2 separate regions of the Homo sapiens genome follow, and region 1 is linked to region 2. The links are chromatin loops, found by intact Hi-C in ENCODE. Cell type or tissue: PC-3. All regions are shown on one strand.

Region 1 (5,000 bases), 120 kb after region 2:
CCCTAGAACTAAAATAAAATAAAATAAAATAAAATAAAACAAAATAAAATAAAATAAAAAAGAAACCAGTTTCTTTCTATACAGGAAGTGTCAAAAAAATGTTCATAACATTTTGGGTCACTATCATATCATATTCATAACTACTTAAGTGACGAATTTATGTTTACCTTAAGTTTATCCAACCTACTATCATGCAGAAAGTAAAATTAGTGCTAAGGTTTATTTTAATTTTTAACTTAAGATCATCATAGTAGAAAAGTGATTTAAAAATCCTTTTCACCCACCACCCAAAGCCAGGAAAAAATGCCTGCACGTTATGTTTAAGATGAAACATACTATTTTTTAAATGCAAAAGGTATCAAACATATAAAATAATTTAAAAATCTATATGCTATCAAATCCAAAAAGGATCAGTAAGATCATTGACTAATTTTACATTCTTACTTTCTTCCTTCTTCAGCAGTTTTCCTGTGTTTTGATGGGTCACGTCAGTAGTGGTGGGGCTGGGAATGACAGACTTGATGGGACGGATTTGCTGTTGCCCCCAGTGAGCCACTCCTCTGCTGACCTCCAGGGTTAACTGGATCATACGGTTAATGGCTTGTTGAATGTCATCCAAACTAGGAATCATCACCTGTGGAAAGAAGAAACAAATGTGTAATACTGCCGGCACATACAGTCCATCCCTCAATTTTCACCACCTCCATTCCCCACTGAGTGGGGCAAGCCTCGGCTGGCCCAGTGCAAGGCTGATTTGAGGGGGAGAATGATAGAGGAAGATGGGGAGGATGCAGATTTTCTCTATCCTGAAGTTTTCCCGCTATCGATTCCTGCAAGCCTCATTACACCACGAGCTAATGCGGACGTAACTTTTTAATAACAGATAGAAATGACATTTTGATTTTGTTAAAAAGGTCAAACTAGTACTTGTCATCCTTTTCCCCATGAGGGTGGCAGAATGCAGTGGGAAATTACAGACTATGTGTTAGAGATCTATGAAACAAAGTAACTGAAGAAGCTACACCACCAAGATTCTGACCTCAGTTCTTTGAAATGTGCCAAATAAGCTAAGAAGGTATCCTTCAGGAGGTCAGACCATGTAAAGGTGGTTTTAGGTGAGTCACGGACCGTTTCTGCCTGGCCTTATCCTTTGACCCATCGCAGAATGCAGCTCAGCCATCCCATGTGGCTTGGAGTTCCAGATGCCCATCAGCAGCTGGGGTAGTTGTAAAGATAAGTGCCATGGGAAGACACGGGTGATTCAGATGCTCAGGGCACAGGCTCTTTTTGTCTTTCTCTTCTGCCATCCTTACCTTAGTGCGTTGCCTCACAGTCATGTGTTTGAGGTAGGGATCTGGACAACTGTGATGATTTTATTTAGATAATTTAATGTCTGAAGTAAGAAAAAGCAAGGCAATTTGTAGGGTGCTTGCTAACTGCTGGCAGAACAGATGCCTAACTCAATTCTTTCACGAGTCCTTCAATACATCATGAGCTAATACAGAAGTAACTTTTTTTTTTTTGACAGAGTCTTGCTCTGTCGCCCAGGCTGGAGTGCAGTGGCATGATCTCAGCTCACTGCAACCTCCACCTCCCAGGTTCAAGCAATTCTCCTGCCTCAGCCTCCCAAGTAGCTGGGACTACAGGCACCTACCACCACAACTGGCTAATTTTTGTATTTTTAGTGGAGACGGGGTTTCACCATGTTGGCCAGGATGGTCTCAAACTCCTGACGTCAGGTGCTCCACCCGCCTTGGCCTCCCAAAGTGTTGGGATTACAGGCGTGAGCCACTGCACCCATCCCAGAAGTAGCTTTTTCATAACAGATATAAATGACATTTCCAATTTGTTAAATAGTGAGGGAAAGTGAAAAAAGACATAGGACCAAAATGTTACCTAAATGAAAGCTCAGTTCTAGTACTATACTTCTTAAGCACCTTATCAAATTATCAGTGTATTTAATAATACTTACCACATTAGGAATTGCAAGATGTACTTCACTTTTTATAAAGGAAATAATATCTTCTGACTGCTTTCGCCCATAAAGGCTGCAATGAGATGGACATTTAGCTGATGAACCTTACCCTAAAATTTCATTGTTAGTTTATTATGCTACAAAATTCAGTCCGAACAATAAAGATCATTTTTAAAAGGCCAAATTACACAAAGAGAATATTACTTATAACAGAACCCTAAATTGCAGAGAACTAAGAAAATACAATGACCCAATAGTCTTAGAAGTAAAATAGTAATCTCATATACATTTTCTACTATTTTAATGTTGTTCTTTCTCAGTAATAACCTTTAACAATGTTTACTAAAGGCATTCTTTGTTCCCAGCCCTGCAACAGATACAAGATGAGATCACCAGCATATACTTTTATATGCTTCTTTATCTATATTTTCACAAGATTAAACAGGAAGTTTCTGGTCCATGCTTTCCAAAAACCGCGTTGTTAAACAATATCACTCATGCACAGACAGCAGCACAGACGCCTGAGTCCAGTTATGAAGGACACATGCAGAGCTGCAAATTAGTCTGGCTAGCATAGCTCCCTCTGTCTTAACCTCCACCCCTATCCCAGGCAAAATTATAATAAATGTAAACTGTCCATTCTCTTTTTCTCTGGGAGTGCAAGAAATACCGTCATTACTGAAAACTTACACCTCCATTTCTAAATACAAGCAGATGGGGGGTGGGAGGGGATCACAAGAAACATAGAGGCCACAGTTCAAAAGTGAAGACCCAACTTTTAGCACTCAGGGCCAATGGTTCCCAGATAAACGTATTATTGGAAAGGACTGAACAAAAAGAAAGCAAGCAAACAAAACCCCTCAATTCATAGTGTCCCAGTGAAATTCAAGATGTTGCAATAAAATTAGTGTGGGCATTGATTCAAAGTGTGTAATTTGAGAATAAGAAAGAGTTTTCATAAAGTATAAAGGAACAGTTGAATAATAAAGGCAGTGAACAGTGCACTAGATCATTTGGTACCTTATATAGCAAATTAGAGAATCAGCTGAAGGTATTCTCCAAAATTTCAGGTGCAAAATACAAAGAGAGAGAAAATACTTAGAGAAAAGGTAAGAATAAGTAACATTTATTGAATGTTTTAATGTATGCCAGCCACTTTCCATAGATTACCAGTTCATGTTCACATTAATTCTGTGAGGCAGACCCTACGATTATTATTCTTTCCATATTGTAGATAAGGAAACCAAGGTAGGGAGAGGCTAAGTAATTTCCAGAGAGTCACTCCGCTCAGAGATGCTTACTACCTAGATACGGCACGTGAATACTGTGTAGATATGGGAAATTAAAGCAAAGCACTCCTTTAACCTTAAGAATAGGCTTTTTTTTTTCATCTTCAAGAGATTCTCTAGGTGCCTGACAGGATTAATGGGGGGAAATCCACCTGCATCTAAACATACAATTTGTGAATTTCAAGAATAAAAGAGAAATCCTGTCAGCATCAAAACAAATACAAGTTGTTAGTTGGAAAGGAAAATCGGATTCGCAGCAGAACTCTCCTCTAAAAACTGAAACCAAAGAAGCCAATGGAGCAGCCTCTGTAGAGCGTGACAGAAAGGGATTCTGATCCCAGAAGACCAAGCTAGCGTTCGTGTGTGGGCATAAGAGAAAGACATTTTAGACAAGTAAGGGTTTTTAGTACTATCCTCATGTATGCCTCCTCAAAAATTGCTAAATTGCCGCAGAACTTGTAAATCAATGTAGCATAGTGAGTTCATACTTCAAAAAAGCTTCTTTTTGCCAAACTCATCACAATCATGGATGGGAGATAAAGGACATGAGAATGCTCAAATACAAGGTAAGCATCTCCATGAAGTAGAAATGGAGAGAAACTCAAGGACAGCCTAGCCAGGGTTCCGGGCTGGAAAGAGGCAGTGACCGTGGGGAGGTTGGCTCTGGTGGAATATAGAGGATGGACAGGACTCAATGAGGGATGGGGCCTCGGCCAGCCTCACTACTTAAGGCCAAAAACTAAGATGATGCTCTCCCATCTGTCTTGCAGATGATGCTGCAAGACAAAATGCGTCAACTTACTTCCTGCAGCTATGGCTTTTCCAGGAGATGCAGACCTGGGGCAAAAGAAGCACATCCACAAATTCCCTGATAAGTAACTAAGTTAGGCTACCCGTGTGCTCCCTAGCCAAACCTGCCATACCCCCAGTATCTCTCCAGGGGCCAGTAACTGTGAAGAAATAAGACCTGGTTCTGTACTCAGGGTTCCAAGTGTCATTTAGAGGCAAAAGTGAAACTCATAGATAGGGAGAGAGAGAAGGAAAAAGAAACACAAAAACAAAGCTCTCGCTCAAAGAGAGCCTGCACATTAAAACCCAAGTATGCGTGAATATGTCTAAGGGTAAGAAAGAGAGCTAACGAAATCCAAAAACGAAACAGAAACTCACTCTAGATAAAAATTAATGTCCAGATAACAAGCTCTAAAGTAAGGGAAAATGTTCAGTGATATATGAAGACTCTTCCAAAAAAATAAAAAATTTGCTAAACTAAAAAGGCAGAAATAATACCATATCTGGAGGATAAGGAAAAAGTATTTTTTCTTGAAATATTTAAGATGCCACAGATGACAAAATCTTTAGAATAGATACAGAGATACTGCCCATAATGTAGTTCAGAAAGGCAAAAAGATAACATAGATGACAGAGTCATTAGGAGACAACGAGAAGAGAATGAGAAGCCCCAACATATGAAATAACCACATGTCCAGTGTGCCCAGGACAGTTCCAGATTCACTGTGTCCTGGCACCTCATCTGGACAGTGCTCCTTCACTCACAAAAGTTCCATAGTTGGAACAATAAGTTATGTGGTCATTCTACCCAACATTCAATTAATAGGAGTTCCAGAAGAAGACAATGAAAGAATATCCTAGAAGCAATAACTAAAGGGAAAATTGCTGAGGTTTTTTCTAGCATTAAGGAAAGCTATAAACCCTCAAATAGAAAGTGCACTCTGAGA
Region 2 (5,000 bases):
ACGTCTGGCTTGGGAGACAGAGCAAGACTCTGTCTCAAAAAAAAAAAAAAAATAGATTGAGCACATTAGTTTCTTTGGGGCAAGCAAATTAACCTATAATGAGTTATCTAGCTCTATCAGGAGCCCTAATTTTTCTCAGGAGAAAGCAATTATATCAAGAAAATTGTGTTATTCTCAGATGCTCAGTCTCTATTTGCTAATTCAAAAATCAGATTCTCTGCCGTCCCTCTTTAATGTCTAGATGGAAATTGCCTTGCTTGTTTTTGCATTGATAACATGAGTATTTCCTAACATCTATAGTCATGAGGGCATTGAAAAGAGTGTAAATGAAATCCTTATTCAGAATCCGTTATTTCATTACTTCTTAATAACACAATACCTTTTGTAGCACTTAATTTATAGAGGAGGTTATCTTCAAGTTCTTTCATCTTCCGCTTATTAAAAGTAACATCCTCCAAAAGTTTAACCCTCTCAGCCTCTAACTCCTGTCATTAAAAAACAAAAAATAACATTGGAACTATAATTACCAGTTATTACAGTAAACCCAACTCACTAGTGTTTATTAACAATTTTAAAAGTTTAAAGCAAAGTACCTTTTGAATGGCAGAAGAAATTACTATCATTAGCCAAATCTATCTATCCATATTTTTGTTTCTGTGGAAATTTTTTTAAAATTATGCCTACTGTCATTAAGGTTCCACAGCACTTATACTGGCAGGCACCAGACAATTCTGCTAAATAATTTTGCCCAATTACCCCAAGCTCTCTTGCCAGCTTTAAGTTTATAAATAGCATGTCCCATTCTCTTGGCCCTGTTCCCACACTGCTTCTGTAAGAAATGCTATCTTTATTTGCAGTCAGAACAAGTAGAAACAAAAAGGCAATAATACCAAGAAACCAAGGGGCTACCCAGATTAAATGTGAGCTCTTGGCCTGGTTCCTATGGGAGCACCAGGTACCTGGTTTGGCACAGCCGATTGCCAATACAAACCCATTTTCCATTTTATTTGTATCTCCTTCTACAGAGGGCAAACTTGAATGTTTACAGGAGTTTTTTTCTTCTTACATAAAATGATATATTTTTAAAATTATATTTTGAAAAAATTTCAAGCATTCAAAAAGTTGCAAGCCTAATACAAGGAACTTTCATATAGCCTTCACTTAGATTCACCAAATCACATTTTGCTTTATCACTATATCTCTATAGAATACATAATGTTGTCATTATTGTTATTGTTGTTATCATTATTATTACTGCTGAATCACTCGTGGATGTCATGTCCTTTTACCCCTAAACACTTTAGCAAATCTCTGAAGAACCAGGTCATTCTTTTACATAAGTGTAGCCCAATATTCAAATTCAGGAAATTTAACACTGATACTGATGTGTCAGTATCACTGATACTCTCACTAAACACAGAGTCTACATTGAAATCTCAATAATCTCAATAATATTCCTTACAACATTTTTCTTCTGATTTTATACAGAATCACATGCTGCACTTAGAATTACGTTAAAAGAAGGTGTTTTAAAACTTATTTGGGAAGGTTTCTGGGAAAATTGCTTCAGAAATTTCATCATTTTCAAAAAGTCTTCCTGAACCAGTCAATCAAAAGCCATGGCACAGCCTTCATCTGTACATCTAATGTAGTTTGTTTTGTTTTTTGTTTTTTTGTGATTTTTTTCTGTGCGTGTTTTTTGTTTTGTTTTGTTTTGTTTTTTTGAGATGGAGTCTCCCTCTGACACCCAGGCTAGGATACAGTGGTGTGATCTCGGCTCACTGCAACCTCTGCCGCCCAGGTTCAAGCAATTCTCCTGCCTCAGACTCCCGAGTAGCTGGGACTACAGGCGTGCACCACCACGCCTGGCTAATTTTTGTATTTTTAGTAGAGACGGGGTTTCACCGTGTTGGCCAGGCTGGTCTCAAACTCTTGACCTCAGGTAATCCACCTGCCTCAACCTTCCAAAGTGCTAGGAATACAGGGGTGAGCCACCACGCCTGGCCTCTAATATAGTTTGTATCACAATCTATCAGTAGATTATTTCCCTCCAACTACGGTTTATGCATCTAGAAAACAGATACATAAGCTTTCCTATTCATTTTTGTATTATTGACAGTACTTATCTTGTGGCTTTGTAAAGAAGAAACTCAACCCAATAAATATTTGTCAAACTGAAATGTGCTGAATTTAGTCCAATTTCTTTATTTTACATTTGGAAAAGCCAAGGACCCAGAAATATGAACTCTGAATAACAAGGGTATTAGGCCGGTCTCTGCCAGTAACTAGCTGTGTGTTAAAACAGCCTAATACCCTTGTCCTCCAACTCCAAGACTAGTGTTATTGCCATTGTACTTACAGGGTGGCAGGAGTTGATGGGGCGATAAAGAGCATTGCTGTATTTGCAGGGAAATAACCAGTTAGTCATTTTCATTAAAATGGTCACCCCTGGGTGGCAGTATAGGAATACATGGACAAAATGAAATCATATTAGCTTCCTTTTCTGGATATGGAAAAACAGATATCATAGCACAGTGGACTCTTGCTAAACTTCATAGCAGGACCTGTAAACCTTATCTAGGAGGCTTGGCAGGCTGCAAAGTCCATGTGCTGTTACAGACCGAGACCCTTATTTTCTTTGGTCTCCATTTGCTCATCTGTAAAAATATGGGTATAATAGTAGGATTGTTAGGAGGGTTAAATATAATGTTTAGAATACCCTCCTGCATATTAAATGTGCATTTTTTTCTCCAGCAAGGTTGCTATGAGCATCTTAGCACATCTCTTGAAGAGGAAGCTAGGGAATAAGAAGAGTGGGTGTGGGGAGCCCTGGGGACCTTTAGACAGTGGAGTTGCTTGACTTCTGGAGGTTAGTGCAGCCTGCATGGGGGATCTAGACCAGCGAGGAATCATCTCAAAATAAACCCACAGCACCAATTAGACCACAAGGGACTAACTGTCAACAGTTAACAGCATGTGATCCTGAGAGGCGATGGAAACAGTGAATTGCCGGGCCAGGGCCATCTCCGCCTGGCTGTGGAAGAGGAACGGGATCCCTTCCTGGACTGCATAAGCCCCAGGTTTGTTGGAAACCAAGATCAAACAACTAAGAGAGTCAAAGCTGAGACTGTGCCCTTTTCACTCCACCAGACCAGCCACCTTTCAAGGGCCTGTGCCTGTGGTAACTGTCTATGAGCCAGGTAGGATGTTGCCTTTCACTGAGTCTACTTCTTTGGTGTCTGTGTCATTTCCCTCTCCCTTCTTGGATGTCTCTCCTGTGTTTGGGACCCTGGATTCACATCTCCTCTTTTCCCTCCTCTGTCTGTTTTCCTCCCTTGTCATTCTTTTTCTCACCCATCCACTTCATGCCTTGCTGCTCTTATTATTTCTAACCTTGCCTTTGTCTTGAATCTTTAATTCTAAAATTAATTACTTTATCATATTTTATGCAAATGTACTTTATAATGCAGATACATAAAATATTTTATGCAATTATATTTTATGCATAAAACAATGTTTTCTGAGCTTCAACTTAAAAATTAGTTTAATCTTGTATCAGTCTCTTAAAATCTTCCAGTCCTAAGTTGTTCTTTGTTTTATTAGAACCCTCAGTTAGACATAATTTCCCTGCTTTAGTGCAGGAAAATTTAATTAAAAATAAAGGTATGGCTCCCTATATCATTAGATTATTGGACTGTAGTAGTTGAAACTACTACAGTGGAAAGAAGAGCCATTCAGAGGAATTTCTTTTTCTCTCAATCATTGTTTTATTGATGTTTTCAGGTGTCCCCAAGACAAGGACTATACATAAGAGAGTCAGTACACCTAGAAGTTTAAAGACAGAAGTAGAAAGAGACGGGTGTGTGTGTGTGTGTGTGTGTGTGTGTGTGTGTTTCAGGCTGGATGAGAAGATGAGTTACATGATTTCTTGACAGGAATTAAGGCTGCAAAAGAAATACTTATGTTAACAAGGATAAATATGGTTTTTAAATTTTTTTTTCTTTTTCACATACTTAGCAATTTCTCAATACATTTTAAGCATGTATTATAAGCAGAAATTCTTTACCTTGAGAGAGAGATTACCTGTTTCTCTGTTAGAATGACTCTCCTTAGTAACTGATTCTCAAGTCCTTTCATTGTAACAGTGAAATCAATGACTGACGTTTTAGCATTAATCTCTGGGGTAAAGGCAGGATTTGGTAACTTCGTAGTAATGTAAAGTTTAAATGTATCCATGATATCACATTCCTTATCACCGACTTTCACCTACATAAATTCACATATAAAATTAAAAACAGCTTAAAGGGCAGGGAAAGGAACTTGGGTTCAATTTAGAAAAGAATTTACCTGTCAGTGCTGTGACGCTTCAATAAATTGGGAAGGAAAGTTACAAAATTTTAATCACTGATCTTAAATAATAAAGCCTATTCAATTTAGAATAATTTAGAATTGTAGTCCTGCCTGGTGATGTTTTTAGCAATGATACCAAGCAAATCAAATGAAAAAGTTATCCAAAACAAACGGTGAATAAAGGAAAACTTAGACATATCTAAGATTTGACTTTAACATTTTAGCAAGTACTTATCACTCCCATCAATTGTTTGTAGTACAGGAGCCGCTATTTTTTCTCCAGTTAAGAAAATTGTTTCCTACTGTGGAAATTTGATGTGTTTATAGGAAATTTTGTTTTTTGAATTTCATAGGTATATCTGAAGCATATTTGACAACAGAAAAAGTTAATGTAATTTTCAAAGGAAAAACGCCAACTTTTTTCAAAAAGGTAACATTTATCTTCAACACTACTATTTGCAGCATGTTGAAAAAACAATTGGTTTTTGCTATCTAAAAATCAGGTGGCAATCATAGAATTTTTAAATGACTTAAATCTCTGGTTAATCTTAATTCTGCCCGTGACCGAAAACATCACTAAGGCCACCATCACATTCTAAGGCATTATGCCTTCACATTGCAGATAAAAATCTAGGATCTTTTAAAAGACC

The links. Hi-C counts contacts between places; a loop is a spot of excess contacts. Peaks named below come from ENCODE experiments on the same cell type or tissue, not always from the same donor. Only the 100,000 strongest peaks of a DNase experiment are listed, where the experiment ranks them.
Region 1: it touches region 2 in a loop (6-fold over the local background); 2 of 110 quality-filtered maps call a loop at or near these places.

Annotation. Positions count from the first base shown.
Region 1 is chr6:38,811,102-38,816,101 of GRCh38, reverse strand. DNAH8 (dynein axonemal heavy chain 8) reads right to left here. Exons shown (of 93, transcript NM_001206927.2): 25 at 1,973-2,048; 26 at 445-634. Among named protein-coding and RNA genes, the nearest start is that of DNAH8, 98 kb to the right of the region's middle. In PC-3, no CTCF peak of the experiment used is centred here; a DNase peak (open chromatin) is centred at 2,421; H3K4me3 peaks cover 1,675 bases; H3K27ac peaks cover 2,216 bases; H3K27me3 peaks cover 825 bases.
Region 2 is chr6:38,931,077-38,936,076 of GRCh38, reverse strand. DNAH8 (dynein axonemal heavy chain 8) reads right to left here. Exons shown (of 93, transcript NM_001206927.2): 76 at 4,084-4,266; 77 at 380-485. All of the region lies in intron 2 of DNAH8-AS1 (DNAH8 antisense RNA 1), which reads left to right. Among named protein-coding and RNA genes, the nearest start is that of DNAH8-AS1, 20 kb to the left of the region's middle. In PC-3, a CTCF peak has its summit at 2,472 (motif pointing right); a DNase peak (open chromatin) is centred at 2,426; H3K27me3 peaks cover 3,853 bases.